2 separate regions of the Mus musculus genome follow, and region 2 is linked to region 1. A link is a loop called in an ENCODE intact Hi-C map of the cell type or tissue named here. Cell type or tissue: heart. All regions are shown on one strand. Each heading gives the region's core, and the rest is flanking DNA. Links, peaks and the distances in the headings are about the cores only. Region 1 has its middle 49 kb from the start of Dhrs2. Region 2 has its middle 75 kb from the start of Gm52145.

Region 1 (11,977 bases), core at 3,498-8,497:
GTTCTTTGAAAAAGAAAATGCCTTTAGAGAATTATTAGACAGAGGCCTTGAATTCATTTTAAGATTTATTTTTGTTTATATTTATATGTATGTATCTGTATAAGTGTATTCCATGTGTGTGTGGGTGCCCATGGAGGCTAAAAGAGGCATTAGATTCCCTCATTGGAGGTAGTTACATTGGAGGTAGTTACAAGTGACTGTGATTTCCTGAATGTGGGTTCTAGGATTCAAACTTGGGTCCTCTGCGGAAACCGCAAATATTCTTAACCACTGAGCCATTTCTTCAGTCCAAAAGTTAATTTTTAAAGACTCAAAATACTATGCTGACCTACTACATTGGCTTACTACATAGTATGAGCTTATCATGGTCAGGGGATCAGTGGGCTCTGCTTCAAGTATGTCACACAGTGATCATAAACATATAAGAGAGAAAATGTGGAGTGTTCTTCTATCCCTATCAGTTTTAAGTGATCTTCACCAAATATAGCAATGTGGTTGGCAGGCCAGAGACTGGATTTTAAGTCTAATTGCCTGTTACTAACAGTCTGTATGGGAAAGAATGCAGATTTTCTTTTTATCCTCTTGTATTCCCTCCCTCTCCCCTTCCCTTCCCTTCCCTTCCCTTCCCTTCCCTTCCCTTCCCTTCCCTTCCCTTCCCTTCCCTTCCCTTCCTTTCCCTATCCTATCCCGTTCCACTGGGATGGGGCTTCTCTATGTAGCCCAGGTTGTCATTAAATGCCTCGTCTTCAGCTTCAGCTTCTGAAGCACCGGGAGAGCATGTGGCCATTTGACCACCTCTTAGGTTGAATCTCTAGGAATAAAATTCAGGCTTTAGAATCTATGGGCCCTAACCTATGATGCTCCAGAGTCAGATCATTCTTGAAGGTTTGAGCCTTTCCTTTTTGTGGACCACAAAGCCAGGCTGCGTCACTGCTCCCAAAGGATCATGCCACTCATCAGAGAGGAACTGTCCTTAACGTCTCCAGGGACAACTTGTGACCCTTACCTTGTCTCTGTCCTGGAAGTGGGTGGAGGTTTTTCATAACAGGTTTAGACTGCAGCAGTCTTGCAGAAGGTGTCTGGAAGTCCAGCCGTCACATAATTCACCCGACTGTTTGTGTGCAGTGTGCGCAAATTCTAAGGACAGATTTTACGGCACTCCATCACTAAAGTGCAGCATTTGCCTGAGTATTGTGTTTGAAGATAAATACCACTTTACAACCCCCATGAACATTTAAGAAGAAAGAGGGTTTTTAAAGCAAAAGTAATATTTTTTTTCTTAAAGAAATTTAGTAAGAGAAGAAAAATGAAGTTAAAAAAAAAAGGCAAACACTGGTAGAAATACAAATACTGGTAAAAATACCCATAGAAAATACTTGTAATGTTTTGGCAAATTTCATTTCAATATTGTGATTTCTGCTTTTATCTTGAGTTTGAGGGGAGCTGAATAACAGGTTTATTTTAGCTCACTCTTTCTCCCCTAAGTTGCTTTTGCCAGGGCATTTTATTAAAAAAAAAAAAAAAGAAAGAATTAGGGTATAATCATTTAGCAATTTGGAACTTATTTGCATAAATATATATGTATATATATGCAGCTATACTTTTTTTTAGATTTATTTTTATTTTATGTGCATTGGTGTGTATATGTGTAAGAGTGTCAGATCCCCTGGAACTGGAGTTTCAGATTTTAGCTGTCATGGGGAGCGGGAAAGTGAACCTGATGGGTCTTCTGGAAGAACAGCCAGTGCTCTTAAACACCAAGCAGTCTCTCCAACCTCTATTTTTATCTTTTTAATGTCCCTTTTCTTTTGAGTTTATTGCTATTCTTTTATTAGCTTTTTGTGGCAAAAACTTACTTTTATAACACTTAGCCTCTCCTAAATAATTTCTAACTACTGTATCTATTTTTCAATTTCTTTTGTTATAAATAGCACCATTTTAAAATGGGACACGGAGGCTGGAGAGACTGCTCATTGGCTGCTCTTCCAAAGGCCAGGGGTCACTCCAGAACCCACATGGGGGCTCACAACCACCTGTAACTGTAGTTTCAGGGGATCTGATGTCCTCTTCTGATTTCCATGGGCACTAGGCATGCATGTGGTACACATGCCAACATGCAGGTAAAAATGTGATGTGTTTTTGTTGTTCATTTAGAAATATTTGTGAATTACATTTTAGTTTCCTCTTTAACTGGTGAATAATAAAGGCATAACAAAAATTATGTTATTTAGTTACCAGCTGTTTTGCTGCTCAGTATACATGATGGAGGTGCTGAAGGGTAGCTCTCTCTCTACAACTGATGGCTTCTGATTGGGTGGGGAGGGGGAACATTCAGCTCTATTTAAGGGCAGGCCTCTGAGAGTTCAACCATGCTCCAGTGAGCGAATAGATAACACAATTGGACTTCTTTTCTTTTCTTTTTTTTTTTAAATTTTCTTTTATTAGATATTTTCTTCATTTACATTTCAAATGCTATCCCAAAGTCCCCTATACCCTCCCCCACCCTTGGACTTGTTTTCTTTTTTTTTAATTCTAATTTTTATTTTCACTTTTTTTGTTTTGTTTTGTTTTTGTTCTTTAAAATAAGAGTCAAGGCAGGGGGCAGACCCAGAAGGACTGGGAAGGGAGTGTGATCGGGCGCGTGATGTGAAATTCCAAGAGAATCAGTTAAAATGTTATGTTGAAAAATGCACAGTATAGAAAAATATAATTAATTATAAAATTAAGTCTATTTTTGCAACATAGATTTAAATATGAAAAATTGGTTGCATTTCATTTCAAAAAATTATTTTTCAAGGATATGTGGAACATACAAATCAGAGTAATTCATATGATGTGAATTATATAAAATATAAGATTTTGAAGCCTGTTAAACGTTATCAAATAATTATTTAAAATTTAAAAAGTAGTAAAACCTGGCCACTATATTGTTTTGTTTGTTTCTGGGAAAGTAAAGTTTAATTTAAAAAGCATACACACAGAACAGCTTTGTATTCACTTTAAGCCTCCCACTGGGTCTCCAACAGGCAAATCTGCTTGCTTTTGAGCTTAGACTACCCAAAGATGCACATGCAGTAGCCTGAGAGCTCATCTGTCCTGCATAGGTGAACACCATGTCCAGCAGACCTCTGAAGGATGATGGGAGGGAAGAGGAATCACCAACCCCGCCTTCAGAATTGACTTTGCTGCTGCTTGGTGTCTGGCTTAGGATGGTCACATGGTGAGCAGCTGGAAGCAACAAAACATGGACCATCGAGTGAGCCTGTTACAGAGAGAAGGTCTGATGGGGAGAGTTCAAGTGGATCTTGGGCCTCAGCAGAAAGTGCACACAAGGCTGACTTTAATCATGTGCTGATGTGCTTGGTCAGGTGATGATCTCTGAACAAGCCAAGGTCCTCCACTCACTAGTCCCATTATGGCCATCAGTCACTCCCTGTCCCCAGCTTTCCCACGGCATCAGTATAAGGGCTAATGTTTATAGTGTGTGAATTCTCACCTCTGCTCATTAAGGCAGACACTGACACATTGGCTTCCCCAGCATCCTTCCCGTGCTCTCTGATCTGTTTTTCTAGAGCATGCTATACCCTGGGCCAGTCTAGGTAGTGAACAGCACAGATGAGATTGTCCTGGGTATTCCTGGAAGCCAGGAAGACCACCAAGTCCCTTCTGCACAGCTCTGGGGTCAAATGGAGAAGTAGGCCAACCTCCAGCCCCTCTCTGCAGCCCCTCTGGCCTTTGGTGTCTAGGAAGTAGAGGTTCTGGATGACCTGACAGCCCTTCATACCATGGTCTGGGTCCAGATGCTGAACATGATGGGAGGGGCCTTGCCTGCCAGGGTGAGGGGAGAAATAAGGTCCCCAAAGCTACCTTGTTCTCTGCTATCCTCTGGGACACTTGAGGAAGGAGCCTAGGAAATGAAATGTCCCAGGGAGAGGAGGTAGGAGTATGTCCCATGTGCTAGTTTCTCTTGGCACATATTTTATTTAATAGATGATGATGGTCATGGTGGTGATGATGATAATGATGATGGTGATGATGATGGTGGTGGTAATAACGGTGGAGGTGGTGGTGGTGAAGAAGAAAAGAAGAAGAGAAGAAGAAGGAGGAGGAGGAGGAGGAGGAGGAGGAGGAGGAGGAGGAGGAGGAGGAGGAGAAGGAGGGGAGGGGAGGGGAGAAGAGATGGAGGAGGGGAGGGAGATGGGGAGGAGGGAGAGGAGGGGGAGGAGGGGAGGAGGAGGGAGAGGAGGGAGATGGGGAGGAGGGAGAGGAGGGAGAGGGGGAGGAGGGAAGGGGGAGGGAGAGGAGTGATATAGGGGAAGTACTTTGGCAGGCTTGAGTATGTCAGAGGGCAACTGTATCCTTCTACCTATCTATGTGAGTCCTGGGGCTTGAACTCGGGTCATCAGGCTTGCATTATTGGACAGCAAGACTCTTTATCTGCTGAACTATCTCCCCATCTTCTTATCACTTCCTGAGCCACATGTCCACATTTCCTCGAAGGGTGTGATCAACACAAGGACAGAACATTTGGAGGGAATCTGGCCACTAGGGGTGGGGGCCCCCTATCATCTGTGATGTGTCCTATCTTGAGAGTAGTGAAGCAGTGGCAACTGTAAGGGACAGGCTCATGTGATGCTATCTCAAGTGAGGCCACCCTCAGTCCCTGGTGAGGCTGCGCCCCACCTGTGCTCTTCTTGATCCCGTGGACAGCCTAGTTTGCTTGGGTGAGGTTCAGAATCCATGTTACTGTAAGTGGATCTCTCTCCTGGGAGATTGGCCTTCCTGGGTGGTGGACCACTTTTTAGGCTTCACACAGATGGTTGTATGCCCCCAGGTCATGTGCTCTGGAAATCCAGCTGCTAATTAGCCATCATGTGGCTGGCTGTGGAGACTTGGAGCTTCAGCAGAGGAGACAGCATCAGGACCCTCTGAGGTAGCTTCTCCAAAGAACTGACCTCTCCCAGGAGGCCCTAGCACCACCTCATCCTTGTTTTTCCTTCACCTTCTTACTCTCAGCCCCATCTTTTCTCTTAAGAGCTAATTTTCTGGAAGCTTCTGGGGTTGGTTAAGCTCATCACCCACTTATTACACCTGTGTATCTTCACAAAAGGTTCTTTCCAATGCTCATCGTCACTGCTGGTATCTGTGTTCCTTGTGGGTCAGGGGAGGCTCATGGAGCGGATGCTAGGGTACGGTGGAAAGAAATACTGATCAAGTGATAATAAAACCCATCTACACACACACACACACACACACACACACACACACACACACACACACACGCTGGTTGCTGTTTGTTTTTTGTTAACTTGACTCAAACCAGAGTCCTCCAGGAGAGAACCTCAGCTGGGGAATTGCTTGGGTTGAAGTAGTCTGTGGACATGACTGTAGGGGCAGTTTCCTGATTTAATATTTCACGTGGGAGAGCTCAGCTCAACATGGTTTGGGCTTGTGGTCCTGGAACGCAAGCTGAACAAGCCATGGAGAGCAAGCCAGTAAGCAGTGTTCCTTCATGTACTGCTTGGGTTCCTGCCCTGACTTCGTCCATGATGGACTGTGATATAGACACGGAAGCCAAATAAACCTGATCCTACCCACGCTGCTGTCACTCATGGTGTTTATCACAGCATCAGAAAACAAACTAGGATCCTGGGTTGATTGCTTTTATCAACACATGAGCTTCCAGCCATGTAGTCTAGGAATGAGCAAGTGCTGAATCCAGTCTCTGCTTGCAGGCAATGTACCTTGGCATGAGTTCTTCTCAGTGAACAGCTCTTTCTAGCTCCAATCTCCTGGTTTAGGGGTTTTGCTTGCTTTGGGTTTTTTGTTTGTTTGTTTGTTTGGGTTTTTGTTTGTTGTTTGTTTGTTTTTCAGACTGAAGATAATCAAAACTACAAACTGCTTTCATTAGCCTGAAGGATAGAGTGAGTGGCTTTAAGATATCAAGCCCCACAAAGAGCCACCGTAACACAGATGAAAGATTTTTCAAAACCTCACAGCAGGGGGCACTATAGACCACCAGTGTTCCTGGAAGCCAGAGCTACTGTGGAACAAGACTTGGGAACTCTGTAGCAGAAGAGGACATCGAGGCCCAGAGAAATGAAGTGTCTGAGGGCAGCCAGTTCATGCAGGGATCTTCTGTGGGTCTCCTCGGCTCAGTTCTGTTTGGGCTAAGAGCCAGCAAGTAGCCTTTGTCTTGCTGGATTATCTTTCTATTTTCTTTTCTTTTTTTCCCCATATTTTTTATTAGATATTTTCTTCATTTCCATTTCAAATGCTATCCCTATACCCTCCCCCCACCCTGCTCCCTTACCCACTCACTCCTACTTCTTGGCCCTGGCGTTCCCCTGTACTGAGGCATATAAAGTTTGCAAGACCAATGGGCCTCTCTTTCCACTGATGGCAAACTAGGCCATCTTCTGCTACAGACATCTGCAGCTAGAGACACGAGCTCTGGGGGTACTTATTAGTTCATATTGTTGTTCCACCTGTAGGGTTGCAGACCCCTTCAGCTCTTGGGTACTTTCTCTAGCTCCTATATTGGGGGCCTTGTGTTCCATCCTATAGATGACTGTGAGCATCCACTTCTGTATTTGCCAGGCACTGGCAAACCAGCAATGGCCTGTGCTGTAAGATCAAGAGTCAACAAATGGGACCTCATAAAATTGCAAAGCTTCTGTAGGGCAAAAGATGCTGTCAATAAGATAAAAAGGCCACCAACAGATTGGGAAATAATTTTTACCAATTCTAAATCTGATAGGGGACTAATATTCAATATATACAAAGAGTTCAAGAAGCTGAACTCCAGAAATTCAAATAACCCCATTAACCATGGGGTACAGAGCTAAACAAAGAATTCTCAACTGAGGAATACCGAAGGGCTGAGAAGCACCTGAAAAAATGTTCAACATCCTTAATCATCAGGGAAATGCAAATCACAACAACCCTGAGATTCCACCTCACACCAGTCAGAATGGCTAGGATCAAAATTCAGGTGACAACAGATTCTGGCAAGAATGTGGAGAAAGAGGAACACTCCTCCATTGCTGGTGGGATTGCAAACTGGATTATCTTTAAACGCAGTCTTCCTGCTGCTTCTGTTTGGATTGTGCTCCTCTGTGACTCCCAGGGGGTTTGGGGAGAAACATCTGAGTTTGTGGCCAGGAGCCAGCACATTTGTTCTCCATAGCTTGGAGGTCCAGCAAGGGCCCCTCTTCTCCCACAAGTGAATATGCTCTCTCTCTCTCTCTCTCTCCCCCCTCCCTTCCTTCTCCCCTTTCTTCTTTTCATTCTTTAATTCAATCTTTCTCTTTTTTTCTGCATTAGCTATTTTTCTTTGTTCTATGGCCAACGTCACTGGCACCTGAGGGAAGAAGGTTTATTTCGGTTGGTGGTTTCAAAAGGATGTCTGCTCATCATGATAGGGAGGGCACCGTGGCAGGAAGGGCTTGGCTAAGGTTCAGGTGGTGTGTATCGGTAGCTTATTCATAGGTGTAGATCAGTAGAGAGAAAGGGCAGGCCAGGGTCAGGACAGCATAACAGTCAAAGGCTCACCCTCGCCGACTTGCTTCCACAGGTCAGAACGAAAGGCTCCATGGCCACAAGTTGAGGACCATTTGTTCAAATGTCAGCCTCTGGTGTTTGAGATTTAAACTTAACATTCTCCTTAGCTGTCAGAGGCCTAGAATACAAACACAAGTTGGCCTATGAGTCCTTTGGAGAGCTGGCTCCATGGCACATCCAGGTGAGGTACCTGTTGCCAGGGCTCATTAGTATAGAGCTCTGACAGCTATCAGCTGCTCCCAGACCAGTGCTTCTCCCGGCTAAGGCCTGCCTCCCACCCTGAGACTGACAGCCTCTCATTTCCCTGCAGCAGAGGCAGAGCTAATCTCTACTGGAGCAGTGCAGTGAAAGCCCAGCCTTGGGACTGAGCAGGCCATCTGCCTGCAAAGCCGCACGTCTTCCTGGCATCGCCCATGCTCCTTCTACAGTTCTTTCTAGGCCTGAGCCTCTGAGCTGTCCAGGTTGGAGACACTCTAGCAAATTCCTTTACAGGGGTCTGCAGGTATGGAGGGGGAAGTCAGTCTAATACAGGAATCTGGGATCCCTGACTGTACTTGCTGACCAGACATGCTTCTCACTAAGCCTAACTTTGTGTCGGATGGAATTAAAATCTGTAAGGTACGAGGGGCCCCACTCTATCCCTCCATACAGTGCATCCTCCTGGGGGCCTAAAGCATAAGATTTAGGGATGGAAGAGATGTGGGACTCTGTCCAGAGCATCAGAGTTACCGGTCAGGGTGCGTTAGGGCTTGGTGGAGACCTCAGTTCTAGTCTTCCATGCAGAGTTCAAGATGGTAGAGAACTTCAGTCCAGAGCTGTCTAGAAGTCAGCTCCATCATCAGGGAGAACACTGTGGTAGTAACAGGCCGTGGAGGATGTAGCTCTGGGTGGAGCTATAGCATAACCCTTGGGCCCAGATTGTGATTGGCTAGGAGGCTGAATGAAGGCCAGGCCTGTTAAGGTATCAATATCATTGGCCCCAGGGGTTGGGTAGAGAGTCAGTGGTAGAGCAGTTGCCTGGCTCATACAAGGTCCTGGGCTGTGTCCTTCACACTGTGAGGAAAAGAAGACAGAGGCAATTAGTGTAGGGAATGGCAGCTGATGCGTGAGAGCTGCTACTGAGAACTACTGAGCCTGAATCCACGATATTTTTCATTTGACAATAAACCTGTGAGCCTCCCAACTTGGCTTCCTGTGTGCAAATCCGAGCAGCTGCTTTCCCTGCAGACGCCGTGCCTGTTTCAAGGGTCCAATCCCTCTCTTTCCTAGGGTCTCCATCTCCAGGAGCTCCTTTCTTCATATTTGTCAATAACATCTGAGTGTCCTGAGATTCTAGTAAGAGATGCCTTGACTGAACAGCAGCAGCCTGTCCTCAGAAAAGCAGTGACACCAGGCAATTCACTCAGCTTTTTCCCTTCCAGACATTCCACCTAGAAATGAAGCTGATCAGAAGGGAATGCCCTCAGGGAATCCATCCTCAGCCACTATCTGTACCTGCCTGGGCTCAGTGTCCTCGGAAATAGCAAGGACACAGGAATGGGACAGAGAGTACCACAGCCTCCTCCTGGGCTCTCTGGAGATACCACTCAGTGTTTTCCAGACTCTGGCCGCCAGGTCAACATGGTCTGGAGGTTTTAGCTCTCCTGCTGTAAGTCTTGTTACCATGATGACGTGATGGCCTTCCTCTTGGGGCGATGGACCTAACCAGGTTCCTACCATGGATCACTAATGCTGGGGAAATGTAGGACCTTCAAAGGGTCTCAGGCCTCAGGAATCTTCCCACATAAGATGCTTTATATAGCCTAGTCCCAGGACCCCTCTGTCGTTGTCACCAACCACCCTGCTCACACCATCAGCTGTCACCCTTCCTTATGACTCTTTCCTTGGCTGTCCAACCTCTTGGAACCTTTATCTGCTTTTCCCAGTGGCTACTTGGAGAGAGGCTATTTGCTGAGGTTTAACCCAAAGCCATATTCATGCCAGGCAAGTGTTTCTTCACTGAGCCACACCTCCAAGTCCCAATAGATACTTAAACTGCTTCTGTGGCTTCCCCAAAGTCTCACTTCTGTGCGTTCCAAGAAATGGCCTTGGCACACACCCCACCCTGGCAGTGCGATGATATGCCTTCGGTTCCCAAATCTGGCTCCACACTTGCTTGTGTTTGCTTCTGTTCTCACTCTAGACAAGGGAATCTTTCTATGTTCAATTTGGCCTTCTACCGGTCCACTTTAGCCCTTCAGTGTGAAATTGAAGCAAGCCAAACAGCAAACTAAGCTCAAACGCACATCACCCTGGCTGGCCGAGAGCTGCGTGCTATCTCACTCCTTGCAGTTACAGTCCCCAGTGGCTTTACAAGTGTTTCTGCAGTCACCACACACACTGGGGTTCTATCCTCCTGCCCTCTGAGGGTGTTTAAAGCTTGGATCCTGGACTCTGCACACATTCCAGCACTCGGTAATATCTTCAAGGGTTCTTCCTCAGCCACTGGCTTATTGCTTGTTTTTGTTTTGTTTTTGTTTTTGTTTTGTTTTCTGCAATGTGGCTGCTGTGTTAGCTATACCTGGTGGATTGCCTATTTTATCATTTTTTCCTCTGGAAAATTTTTCTAGATCTTGGAGGGGCGGGGATGTGTGTGCCCAAATTTTCCAGGACAGACAGGTGACTGTGAAGACTTCTTTCTGCTGGACATTTGGGGATCACAGTGGTCTAACTGGAGCTAAAACTAGGCAAAAGAGGTTTCTCAACTGTTTTGAAGCTCGGGGAGAGCATTCTGTTTCCATGGCCATGGCCTCAGCCACAGTCATGGCCAGGGTCAGGGCCATGGCCACAAGACCTTTGGCCACCATGGATATACATCAGAGTAAATCTGAGAAGTAGGAAAGTCCCATGCCCACCAGAGGATCCTGGAGAACTTACAGTGTTGGAGCCCCATTAGCAGGGTTGCCAAAATATGGGTTAAGATACCCAAGGTGACAGGGAGAAAATGGTCCATAAGAGCCCACCTGCTCCCAAAATGTCTACGGTGGTTTCCTCCCATTTGCAGCACTGGTCAATGGCTAGAATTGCTTATGAGCATCACAGGAATCTTCAGGAAGGTGCCTTTCACCTTCTTCCATTTTCTCTTCTGCCCATCTCGGAGACTGTCATTTATCTCTTACAAAAGCATCCTCAAGGAAACTTGTCTTTCTCTCTACTTCCTTCTCTGCTTGCCTTTTCACGTCTTCCTTTCCCTTCTCATTTCAGTTGAAGAACATCTGGGTATTTGCTATTTGCACACAGTGGTTTATAAAAGCAAGGTAGCTCTCTGCCTCCTCCCCCCTCTTCTACCTGCATTTAGGCAGAATGGGCTCAAATGACTTTCTAGTGTCCAGCAAGCAGGCTTACTGGTGCCTTATCTAGTCAGCTGCCTTCCCGATGTTAGAGAGAGACTCTGTGGAACTCGTGGGGTGCATCATGTGGGCCCTGATCTGTTGGATGCCTCCAATTCAGAGAGAAAGGGGTAGACGCTTCGTTCTACAGTTCAAATATAACTACACAAAGGGAACTCTGACTGTCTCTCTCACCTGTCTCCTTCCACGTAATTCTCACTTTCTTTGAACCCACCAATGAAGAAGCTATGTCTGGTTCCTCCCTGTGATTCAAGCACCAATAGCTCTGTCCTTGGTCTTTGCCCCACGGGTGAGTGGGAAGAACTCCTGGCTCTACAGAAACCAAGCAATGCCTGAAACTCCTGCTGGCCTGTGACCTGCTGCCTGTCCCTGTAAATGCTAACCCTAGGGGAGGGGGGATGCTGGTGCTATTGATCTCCTTGTCACCCGCCAAAGCCTCTCTGGTTATCTTTTATGTCTACAACAATCAAAGGTCTCAAGCGCCATCACCATGGGAACAGCAGTATCAGCTCTTAGCAAGGCTCGTGTCCCCAAAGTCAGGTGTCTCCATTAACTTGCCATTCCATTTACTTGAATACTTCACATCTTCATTTCTCCTGTGTCCTCGGGAGTCTTAGGGGCTGGACTGGAAGAAAGATAAAGATGGCGGTGCCAAGAGAGCTCACAGGGAAGTCTGAGATCCTTCCAAAACTGCTTGTTCAGTCAGGCACAGTCATTGCTTTTTAGATCATCTAAGTGGGCCTGTTTCAGACCAGCTTCTTTGCTTTGGTAGCACTGTAAACATTTCTGAATGTGTCACTGCAATATGTCTCAGCTCTGTCTTGATTTTTCTGCCCCGTGAGACAGCAGTTAGAGGGGCTCTGGGTATGGCATGATGCAATGAATCAGGCAAACACTTAGCTTGAGATGTCCAAACAGGAGTACGTGTGCATCCACACTGCAAGAAACAGAATAAAAGCTATGTCACAAGATTGTCTGTGTATTCACACAAAATAACACGGGTTAGTAAGACTGTATAAAAGTAA
Region 2 (11,977 bases), core at 2,541-7,540, 91 kb after region 1:
TACAGAGCAATTTCATTGCCCTAAAATCCTCTTTACCTCCCCCGCTCATCCCTCCCTTTACCACAGCATTCCATACCCACCCACTGGTCAGCTTCACTGTCACCATAGTTTTGCTATCCCAGGATGTGACACCCTTAGAATCACAGTGTCATTTCCAGAATGGCTTCCTTCACTCAATCACACGCCATCAGTCTTTCTCCGTGGATTTTCATGGAGAATAACTTTAATTTTTTGAGCAGTAAATAACATTCCTTTGTCTAAGATGGTGATGCAGCCCAGTGTTTGAGCACTTGATTTCTGAGGCAGGGTAAAGAGACAGAAGGCAGAAAGAGACAGGTGTCTGACCTTCAACAGATGGGACTGTGTTTATTAGCACACACAACAAGCAAGGGTCAGCCTCTCTCCTGTGGGAAATTGAGGGCTCTGCCAAGGGGAAAAGCTGACTGTGACCCTGTGTAGGAGCAGAGTGAAGGGCTTAGAAAGAGGGGAGATGTTGCAGTTTCTCTCCTGAAGCTTCTCCTTCCAGAAGTTCTTTGCTTAAGGCAAGACAGGCTGTCTCAGCTGTCATTCCTTTGTAGGATGACTGTACAAGGTTTTCCTCTTTGGAATCCTGTCTCACTACCAAGGCAATCTATGAGTGTGCAGCCCCGGGTTCAATCCCCACCACTGACAAATAAACACACAAATACTACTATCAAACTTCCTTAAGCAAATAATATTATTCCGTTGTCTGGATACCCCATAGTTTACTCCCCTACCTACTCAAACAGTCATGATGAGTGAGGATGAACGCCCACTGCTCACACATATGCAAAAAACCTGCTTAGTTTTGCAAAGAGCCATCAAATTCTCTTTCAGAATTCTGTGCATTGTGCTTTCCCAGCAGCAGGGAACAGCCACTCCTGTTGTTGTTCCACAGCCTACTAACATTAGCTGCAGCCAGGAATTTTGGGTTTGGCCTTTCCAATAGGTGTGTTGTGCTGTCCCTCCATCCTCTTGTCTTGCATTTCCCTGGTGAGGAAAAGACTAGAAAACCTCTAAACATGCTTGTTTATCATTTGCATATCTCCTTTGGTGAGGTCTGCTTAGATCTCTAGTACATTTTTAATCTGGTTGTTTTCTTACCACCAAAGTTTTAAGAATCCTTTGAATAGTGTATATATAAATCTTTATCAAATAGATACAGATTACAAACAATTTCTTTTAGTTGCTGAGTGAGGAGAGGTGGGATAGAATAGGAAATACTTGTCATTCACCTGAAATTCTAATTTCTTGGCGGTGGGGGGGGGGGGGTCCTGTATTTGCTAAATCTGATAATTGTAACTTCTGTGCCCTCTGAGTATTTCTCATGAGCTATGCCTCAGAAATGCGACATGTCTATGTTGGGTTTTGTCAACTTAACACACAAACCTAGAGATATGTGGGAAGAGAGAATCTGAATTGAGAAAATGCCTGTGAGCAATCCTGTGGGGAGATATATATATATGTGTGTGTGTGTGTGTTTGTGTGTGTGTGTGCTGAGCCATACCTGGGGAGACAGCCAGTAAGCAGCACATCTTCACAGCCTCTGCATCTGCTCCTGCAGCCACTAACTTGTGTTCCTGCCCTAACTCCCTTCAGGGATCGACTGTGGTCTAGTACAATGAGTTACTAGATTATATGGTAATTCTGTTTTTAAGTCTTTGTGGAACCACAGTGCCTTTTCTACGTGGAGGTGTTCAAACACTCACGCTGTTAATTTATTAAAGAATCCCTTGGCTTTCTGTCCTCTCAAGATGAGTGTCTTCTGGCCAGACAAAGCCCCTGGTGGGGACTTGCCACAAACTACTGTTTGCGGAAATATTGAACACTGATGGGAAATGAGAACCAGCATTGTTGGCTACAGTGCTTGCTCCCCATCACAGATTTGTATGCACTCCACTGACATCCACATTGTCCTTAGCTCCCTTTGGTTTAAATGGCCAACTTCCTTAAGTCATTCTTATCTCAATATTCTGCTAAACACTGGAGAAATAGGAGTCTGCAGAGATGGACAAGAGTCCGTCGTGTGACCCATGTACTCTCTTCTGTGCTGTCCCCAGATGGCCCAAAGACAGAAGGACATCTGTCCCTCTCACTTAATGTCAGTCAGTGACACTTGCACCAATTAGTATCAACCATCATCTACAGCCAGGCCATGCATTTAACCAGCCATTCCTTTTCATTTTTTTAATTATTGATTTTATTTTTGAGATTATAATACAATCTCATCCCTTTCTCCTGCCCTTTCTTTCCTCCAAACTCTCCCATAACCTTTACATGCTCTCCTTTAAATTCCTGGCCTCTTTTGTCATTAATTGTTGTTACACGAGGATCTATATGTATTTGCACATATATATTCCAAAGGATAGCCTTCCCAATCTGAATAATGGTACTTGTATGTATGTTTTCAGGGCTGACCATTTGGTCTTGGACAACTGATTGGTGTCCTCTTTTCCCCAAGCTTAGACCATTTCTCCTGCTCACCGCATTCCTAATGTCTGTAGCTCTTGGTCTATAGTTGAGACCCTGTGGGCTTCCCCCCACCCCCATCTCCTTTAGCATGTCTGGTGCTGGTGTTTTTGTTCAGCTCATGTTTGGCAGCATGTTTGGCAGCATGCTGGTGAGACTTTATGGGTATAACATTTGACATTACTCGGACACATGATCTCACAGTTAACTCCATGATCCCACGGCTCTTACTGTCTTACTCCATGATCCCACGGCTCTTACTGTCTTTCTGCCTCTGCTCTGCTTTGTTTCCTGAGCCTCAGATCCAGTTTATAGATGTATCCATTAGGCCTGGGCTTCACTGCTCTGCATTTTGATTGGCTTTGGTTTTCTGCAATGGTCTCCATCTGTTGCAAAGAGTTTTCTTGATGAGGGTTGAGGACTACACTCATCTGTGATTATAAAGATAAATATGTAGAATTTTACATTTTTTATTATTTGAGAATGTTACACATCCATACAATATATTTACCAGCTTCAACCCCCTCCACACACACAGTCCTTCCTTAGCTCCCCCAGATGCACCCTCCAGTCCCACCCCTCCTAATTTCATGTTCTCATTTTCTTTTTATAAATCACAGAGAGAAATTTGCATTGCCCATATAATCATTGGTGTGGAGCCATCAACTAGATAGTGGTAGACCTGCCAAGGACCACTCTTAAAGAAAACTTAGACTCTGTTAGGTTTCAAACCTGGGACAAATGGCTGAGGTGCCTTTTTAAGATATCAAAACAGACCTGGCCACCAAGTTCTCCCAGCATCCCTCAGTCCCTACCTGTTACAGGGTGTGGCTGGTATGCCTTGTCCCATACTTTAAACTTCTCCAGCCCAGGGAGTGGGCTGCCCTTCCCCCAGATGCTCTTCCGGATATAATCCAACCATTTTGGCTACCCACCCACTTGGTACCTTTGACACCACCCCACCCTCCCGGGCTGCTACTGATTCCCCAGCTCTCCCTCCTCCTTTGATCCCTCCCCACACAGCTCAGTTCAGTCTGGTCATGTCCATTCTAGACTCTCCTAAGTGTCACTGCCTCTCTGCTCTCCGGTATCTCTATAATGAACTTTCTCCTCCTCCATACCTAGGACCAACCATATTCTTTTTCTTTTTTTCATTCACTTCTCCTTTCCCCAGAAACCATCAGCTATCATTGGTTCCCCACTATTGGTAGGGTTTTGTGAGCCTTCCCCACTCTCAGCTAGACAGCCATTCTGTATTTCATATGTGCGTACTGTATTTCCTCATTTCCACCCTCTCTTCTTGTTCTGACTCCTCCGATGTCTGTGCATTCTCTCATCCTTTTCTTCTTTAGTTATTTTTGTCACACATACAGAGCACACATGTATGTATACACATATGTATATATGAATGGAGTCTGCTGAGCCCATGTAGTGTTGCTTGTGTGTTTAGAGCTGATCCCTTGGGATTCAGTGACCTATCAGGGGGCTCATTCCTGGAGAACACTGATCCCCCACCCCCCTCAGCAACCATTACTTGCCTGTAACTCTTCATCAAGGAATGGGCTCTGTGAGATCTCCCCATCCATGCTGGTACTGTCCTTACGTAAGTCTTCTTAGGAGACCACAGCGTTAAGATGTCCCAGGTGCAGCTCCCTGACATACACAGAAGACAGTATCTCACAGCAAATGACCTGGTCCTCTGCCTCTTATAGTCTTTCTACCTCCTCTTCCACCATGCTCCCTGAGCCTTAGATCTTAGGGTTGTGTTCTTCAATTCCTCAGTCACACTGAGCTCTAGCAAATGGAAGGTTACAGGACGTAAAAAGTAGCCATCTTTGTCCTGTCCACCAGGAATAGCTGTTACAGTCCAGCAAGGGTCTCTGGCCATGGAGCTGGAAGCTGCTGGCGCAATCTTTTAATGCGTTTGCTAAGAGCGCTCACCCAGTGGTCACCCCCATCACTACTATGACAATCATCACAGGAGTGGAGAGGTCTGTGTGGTTGGCACTGTTCTATCAGTCAGGCATCAAAGAGACACTTCTGTGTGCCAGTGGAAAAGGTTTTAATATGGGTAGTTGGAAGCTTAAACCATGGTAACAATGGCTGAGGGAGCAATAGAAACTGCTGCCTCTTCCACAAAGTCAGGAAAGTTGCTGACAGTCTCAGCTGCTTGCAATCGCTAAACAGGTGATTCTCAGGAGGTTGCCCAGAAGCTGAAGTGAATTGCATGCACATCATATGCCCAAGCAGCTGCTCACAGCTGCCAACCAGGGTGCTGACTCCACTTCTGCATCCCTTGTCCTGCGAGAACCTCTAATTAGCAGATTCCAACCCAGAGCCAAATGCAAAAGTGACATTGGCAGATGACGCTCATGACTCTCCTGCAATGCAGGGACCAGGGACAGGGACAGGAAGACGCCTAGCTGACAATGGCAATCTGGTAAAAACAAAAAACAGGTTTAACCAAATACCTAGATCAAGGGTAGAAATGATGCAGGAGCGCACCAGAGCCCTGTGCCTCACTGAGCTGTGTGCTAGGGAAGAATCCCACAGACACCCAGAAACCTTAGGGAAATTAAGTCCAAGCAGATGTTATGGCTGAATAGTTCAGCCAGCTTTTACTTTCTTCTCAAATGTCAAGCTGCTTAGAAAACTCAAATGTAAATCTGACGCACGCATAATTCCCACGTAGCACAGCTTGTCTTTTGGCAATGCCCTCAAGCGCCTAGACTTTCCATACATAGCTCAAATTCAAAACTGCAAAGTCCACGAGACAGCAGTCGCTTCCTCTCTCCAATGCCTAAGTCCTCCCCTGGGGTAGCCCTTGCTAGGGCTCAGATCCTCCCTGGTAAATAATACAAAAATCCACCGTGTTCTGTTTATATTGTCACCAGAGAGCTGGGGGCCTGCATCTAAGGTTGCACGTGACAATCATGCCATTGTGCAAGCAAAATGATACACAACTGAAAAAATGACACTTATTTGACCAACATCCATGGTATTGGGAGCTACGTTGTTATACTCCCAGGTGTCTAAGTGAGGAGACAGAGATGATGGTGAAACAGATAAGGGGAAGATAGTTAGAGAGGAGATGGATGTGTTCAGACTAGCTGAGTGTAAGCTCTTCTCAGGAGACCCAGGTGGAGGCAGCCAAGAGGTCTGGGTCCAGGATTCTGTGCGCTCCTTTTGCTGACAATCCTGTCAACTCACTGTCAGCTCCACCCTCCTCAGAGCACCCCCTTTTCCTGGAGGACCTTCACACCCTGAGAGCAATGCTGCAGCTCCACCCCCCTGAGGGGACCCTACAATCTGTCTCCCTCTCCTACCCACCCCTCCCTCATTCCTCTTGCTGTGTCGGCCACACCTGGTTACCATACCTGTGAGAACTTGGTCATCACAGAGCAATCTCTTGATAAATATTGATTGAACTGAACTGAATTAAACTGAAGGGAAAGGGCAAATTTGCTTAAATTATTACACGTCTGGCTGCTTCCGAATCAGACTTAAGGAGAATCTGAGGAGTCCAGCCTGAATCAAAAGCAAAATCTACCAGCTATTTCCGAGGTCCTGGCTCTGTGCCTTCCAATTTCTTATGTCAACTCAATCCTAATCCATGGGAAAACAAAAAACATCAATAACAACAACAACAACAGCAGTCCTAATCTGCCAGCTACCTGCAGTGACTCTTGGAGAAGCATCTAGGCAAACATGACTGTCTACTAGCAGGAGACGACTCCCTTCCCAACTTACCGATTCTGCTAATGACTGTGGCCTCCATCTTCCCTTTTGATTTGGTTAAGAGGTTGTACCTGGGGTACAAGCTTGAGGTTTCACCCCTGTTTACAACCAAGAAAAGTTTCTTCTGATCCTTGTACTAGAGCAAGAACAACCTCTGTACCCGATCTCGACTCAGCCTACCTCGGCCAAGCTCCTGCTTCCAGCCTGGTACTTGGATGAAGGGTGCTGATCAGGTATAGACACCCTCTCCTGGGGTCTAAAGCTCACAGAAAACAGAACAGAGCAGGGTGGGATGGAGTCAGAGGGCTGCAAGTCTACTCTGTCATGTTGACACTGAACCACAATCCCCAGCTGTGGTATTCCCTCCTGATTGGGCTTCTTAGAAACCAGAATGCAAGGGGAATCTTGCATGCTAACTCTTCCCTGAGGGCAAAGCAGCAGAACTGATGGTTAGAGGGCATCGGATGAGGCAGAGAATGCAAGTGAAGTCCAGGCTGCTACTGAGCTGTCCACAGATCCCAAGAGACAGAGCGGTGTCATAGGCATCGGTGCTAAGCATGCCACTTCATATACATATGTCCTACAGAATGGCAGAAGGGAGGGTGCTTAGGACCATTTCAGGAACTGTGTAAAATCATACACTGATCTCAAACTAAAATTCATTTAATGACCTTTTTTATGGTGCTCAAGTCAGCAACCCAAACAGCAGTTTTTAAAATCCAACATCCTAACAACACAACCCAAGGATACACTAATTTGATACATGCTGAGAAACGACTGTAGAAGACTATTAAATCCTTGTTTTACATAATCAAACCATTATATCTCCATAAAGGCAGAAAACTCTGCATGTACATTTACAACACTGTAAGTCAGAACTTACAGTAGTCTCGAGTCTGAGCTGAGGTGCTTGAGGGAGCATTGGTTGGTCCTGGCTTAGTGTAGTAATGTGCTCAATGCTGTGTATTCAGAACCAAGACCGCAGTGAATCAGGGTCTTCTCAGTTGCAGGCCCTGGAGGACTGTGGGGTGACTGAGATTCCTGTTATGCATTGGAGGGGTCAAGTCCTTGATGCAAAGTACAATGGAGAAGATGGGATGAGGTCTTGGGAAGCCACAAAGCTGCTAGGAGGTTTTTCTCACTTTCTGAAGAAGGCTCCTCCATCTTGGTTCATATCCCTTGTTGCTCTGACTTTCTGATGCTGACCAACACCCGAAGATCCTGTTCAAGCTCCTATGACATTCTCTAGGGCAGGTTTATGGATGGCAACAATCAATATTTCTAGATATGATCTATGTATCCTCCCCCAGTCCAAACAGGCTAATAAACAGGTTGTGAGATTAAGTTTCTTTTTGATCATTTATGAAATGTCATGGATAGCTTTGGCCCAGTTTATTCCTTAGAATTTGACCACTTGGATAAGTTCTTGGACCTTTGAAGGATTTGTAAACCAGCTTTTGTTGGTCACATGCATCACCTCTGCAGATAAGTCAGCTCTCATAGAGTCTTCTTTACTTTCAAATACTATCATATTATTAATATAGAACCAAGAACTTGAAAGTGTCCAAATATCCTTCCACCAAATTATAACAATGGATGCTAAATTCAAATAACCCTACAGCAATTTAATAAATCTAAGTTGGAATTCTTCCCAAACAAAATCAATCTGTCATTGGCAGTTTTCCAAAACCAAGACAGATAAAAACAACTCAGTATTATCTGGCTAAATCACTGAGTATCCATTTGATTAGCCTGCTGTGCATTGTGTGTTAATGAGCGATATCAGAGATTATTGATGCTGTGGTTGGCACTACTCTATTTTAGCCTCGACCTCCACTTTATCAGTGTCCCTACCTTGATTAAGTCAGCAGAATATTGCCACAGTCATTCCAAACTCAGGGGGCACATTACCTTTGCCCTCCAAGTTTCTAAATTCTTCCAAATAAGAGGAAAATTACAAAAGCCCTGTCAGTACTGCAAACAGTCAACAGGTACTTCTAGTCTACCCAACTGTTTTCAACAGCTTAACTATCATTATTACAGATGATAACCAGGAAATTTTATATTTAGTTTAATCTTGTTAGTTTGAATTTCTTACATACCCAATGAACCAACTCTGTAGGGGTTGAGTCTACCACTTCTAAATTCCATAGAAACTTGGTTTAGTGGCTGATACAGTTACAACTTGTAGCATGGATAACCAAAACTTGCCCTTCTATTCTGTCTCCTCCAAAATCTCATATTGTGATCAGAGTTGATCTAGTGAGTCCTATTACAAATGCCAACTATAAACGTTCCCTAACTATGAAGCTGGGACCTAGTTCATCAGATGGGCCTCACTTATAGTTTCATTTGCAAGTTTGGGGATTGGAGACCCCTAAACTATGCTCACTTTTAAGGAACAATTCATTAGAAGGATGCACATAACTCAGTGAGAGCTATTGTACTAACAAAGGACACTGATTAAAACCAGCCGTGGAAAGCACACAGGGGGCAGAGCCCAGGAAAGGAAGCAAACGTGGAATGTCTCACTGTCCACAGGGGATGGAGAGAGCACTTCTTTCCTGACTCGGATGCAGGAGCACACAGAGCATTGTCAACACAGGAAGTTCATTACATCTCTAGCATCTAGAACTCTGAACCATTATCAAAGAGGTACAGATAGAGCCACAAGGTTGACCTCAGTGTCCAGCATACCAGGAAGCCGAGCTGATACCATGTGAGGCAAGGCCCCTCACTCAATCACCTCCTTAGTGTGGCTCAAATACCTCAACCTAAATCACAGTGTTGCCATTTGGCTGGGCCAAGGCCTGAGGGGCACAAAAACACTTCTACCAGACAAAGCATCCCAAGGTCTGTAGAATACTTTCCAGAAGATGAGGGTGGATACCAGGCCTCTTTCGGGACATCTTTCCTTACAGTCCAGCAGGTCTCCAGTTTTACCAAAAAAAACAGAAGGCAGGAAGTTGGCTCAGTGGGTACAAGTGCTTGTTGGACAAGCACCAGGACCTGAATTCAGAATCCCCTGTACCCACACAAGAAGCTGGACATGAGCACATCTGCACATGAGCACATCTGCACATGAGCACATCTGCACACAGGCAATCGCAGAGCACATCTGCACACGGGCAATCGCAGAGCACATCTGCACACGGGCAATCGCAGAGCCTTGGAAGGCAGAGACTGGAAGATTGCTGGGACCCTGTCTCCAGGGTAGAAAGCAGAAAGTGATGTAATAGGATACCCATTGCCCCTTCTGCCCTATGGGAAAGCGCAGTGGCACACACACTCATGCCACCACATGCATGCATACGCACACAGAATTTCTTTCCACACAAGCACAGGCCCGAGAGGAGGATGCTCCTTCTGCATCTGGATACCTGCTCACCCTGAGAGCTTGTCTTTGAGAGACAAGGAAGAAGTTTGTGAATTGAAGAAAATCACATGCGGTTCCACTTGTGTATCCTAGTAGGGGCTGAATTCTGTGAGAGGAGAGATACTTCCACCCAGGGGAAAGCAGTGAGATCTCTGCTGATGTCTCGTGAGCAAGCTTCCTTGTGCTTACTTAACAACTACCAGGAACAGAGGAAGAATGTCTGGAGGTCTCAGGTCAGAGGAAATCCTGGTGTTGGTTTGCTTGCTGGTCCCGTAGTCACACTGCCTTCTGGTGTTAGTTTCCTTTCCTGTGGCGGTGATGAACACCTGGACAAGAGCACCTTAGGGGAGGAGGGATTCATTTTAGCTCCCAGGTCCAGGTTAACTGCTGATCTGGAAATGAGCAAAATGCGAGCAGAATATTTGGTGTTGTACTCTGAATGGTCCATCACCAGCTTTCTATATGTGAGTGCTTGTCCCTCCTCACCTGCCTAAAAGATGATTCTCTGAGATTATCATGTTAAAAAGCAAGCTTCCCTGAAGAAGATGGTGTAGCTCCCCCCCCCCCCTGTCAAAAGGCAACCCAAAGGGGTGGATCCAGTATTGCCCTGCTGCTGATTGGTTCAGACTGGAATGTGGCTTTCTGTAGAATAAAGACTGCAGACCAATAGCTGCACAGGAAGCAGAAGACAGGACTTCCTGTTAGGGAGGCAATGACTCTGGGAAGAACAAAAAGGGAGGCCTTTTTACCAGGATACACAAAAGGAGACAGACGTGACAAAAGGCCTGGGAGGTATAGCAAGCCATCTGGCAGGAACTAGATAGTTGGATTGACTTAAATGAGCTAGCTGAGAGTCTGCCCAGCTAAGGCCTAAACTTTGAAATAGTAAAATAAATAAATAAATGAATAAATAAATAAATAAATAAATAGATTTTTAAAAAGGCCTTGGTGTCTTTACTTTTAGCATTAGATCCTACAACAAAATATCATTCCTCTAAATATATTTATGTGTCTACCTACAGGTCCATCATTTTCAGCCTTGATCAGATAAGCTCCTTTTTGCTGTGGACATCACAGACTCATAACTGGTGAACGCGCTGAGAATAAATAGCTGTGGATGCTTAGCGCTAAACGGGACATTTATATCAACCTCCAAACCTTGCCAAGGCTCCGGGGAGGACACGGAATAGAGGGAAGAAGTACAAGACCCAGAGATTTTGGAGGGGTGCTGAAAGGCTGTCCTCTGGCTGTGACATGGCCGTTGTCCTCATGGGCCACAGTCGTTGTGAGTACCTGCACAAGACCAAGCCAGTCAGTATTCCTGCACGGAGGACAATAGCTGAGGAGTTATTGACAGTTCATGGCTACTGGAAGAGGGAAAGTCATCTTTCTTAAGGGGCAAGGCTCCTGCTATGTTGTCCATGCTCCTGTGAATGGCCCTAGACCCATGAGTATGCAAGAGGCACTAATTGCACTCAGTAGGTCCAATATTCTTTTTAAAGAAGAGCATATGAAGTAGGAATCCAAGAGTAGTTGGGGGATAGGCATGATTAAGACATATTTTATATATCTATAAAATTTCTCAAAGAATAAATGCAAAATATTATAGAAAAAATCAAAGAACAGGGACTGATATGGTCTGATTTCATGAGAAAATGCAACTTATATATACTTTCACAGGTTTGTCCCAGAGTTCAGTATTATGCATTCAAAATCAAGCATTAGTTTAGGTAAAATTTTAGACCCATGCACATGTGTATACAGCATACATAGACATACAAATTTTTAATTGAGAATTTAAAAACTGAGACAGTGGTAGGCGGATTTCTGAGTTCGAGGCCAGCCTAGTCTACAAAGTGAGTTCCAGGACAGCCAGGGTACACAGAGAAACCCTGTCTCGAAAAAACAACAACAACAACAACAAAACAACAACAACAACAAAACTGCACCTGCTAGGTTTTGGGTTTGCTTTTGTTTTTTGTTTTTTGGGTTTTTTGGGGGGAGGGTTATGGTTTTGGAGTTTTGGGGGGGGGTTGTTGTTGTTTCTTTTTTCTTTTTTGCCTGTTAAATGAAAATTACAGCATGCCATTGTTTTGGACTAAGCTTATGGATTAAACCCCAACAGACTAGAACAAAACTCAAAATGGAGTCACTTGCACTAAAGTGTTATATTACTGAGATGAAGTTGTTACTGGATTGCCCAAAAAATCAGAAGGAATGACAGGTAAATTCTTAAGCAGTCAGCTGTTGGTCTGTATGAGAATAACGTTCCCTGCTTTAATCCTATGAAAAAATACATTGGTTTCACCTGTGTTGACCAAACATTTGCTTCTCTATTGTCTCCCTGTTCTCACATTAGAGTAGGACAACTCT

Evidence for each region. Peaks named below come from ENCODE experiments on the same cell type or tissue, not always from the same donor. Only the 100,000 strongest peaks of a DNase experiment are listed, where the experiment ranks them.
Region 2: it touches region 1 in a loop (2.0-fold over the local background); 2 of 42 quality-filtered maps call a loop at or near these places.

What each region holds. Positions count from the first base shown.
Region 1 is chr14:55,265,340-55,277,316 of GRCm38, forward strand. No RefSeq gene overlaps it. Among named protein-coding and RNA genes, the nearest start is that of Dhrs2, 49 kb to the left of the region's middle. In heart, for the core only: a CTCF peak has its summit at 6,008 (motif pointing right); no DNase peak of the experiment used is centred there.
Region 2 is chr14:55,357,756-55,369,732 of GRCm38, forward strand. No RefSeq gene overlaps it. Among named protein-coding and RNA genes, the nearest start is that of Gm52145, 75 kb to the right of the region's middle. In heart, for the core only: no CTCF peak of the experiment used is centred there; a DNase peak (open chromatin) is centred at 4,786; H3K27me3 peaks cover 489 bases.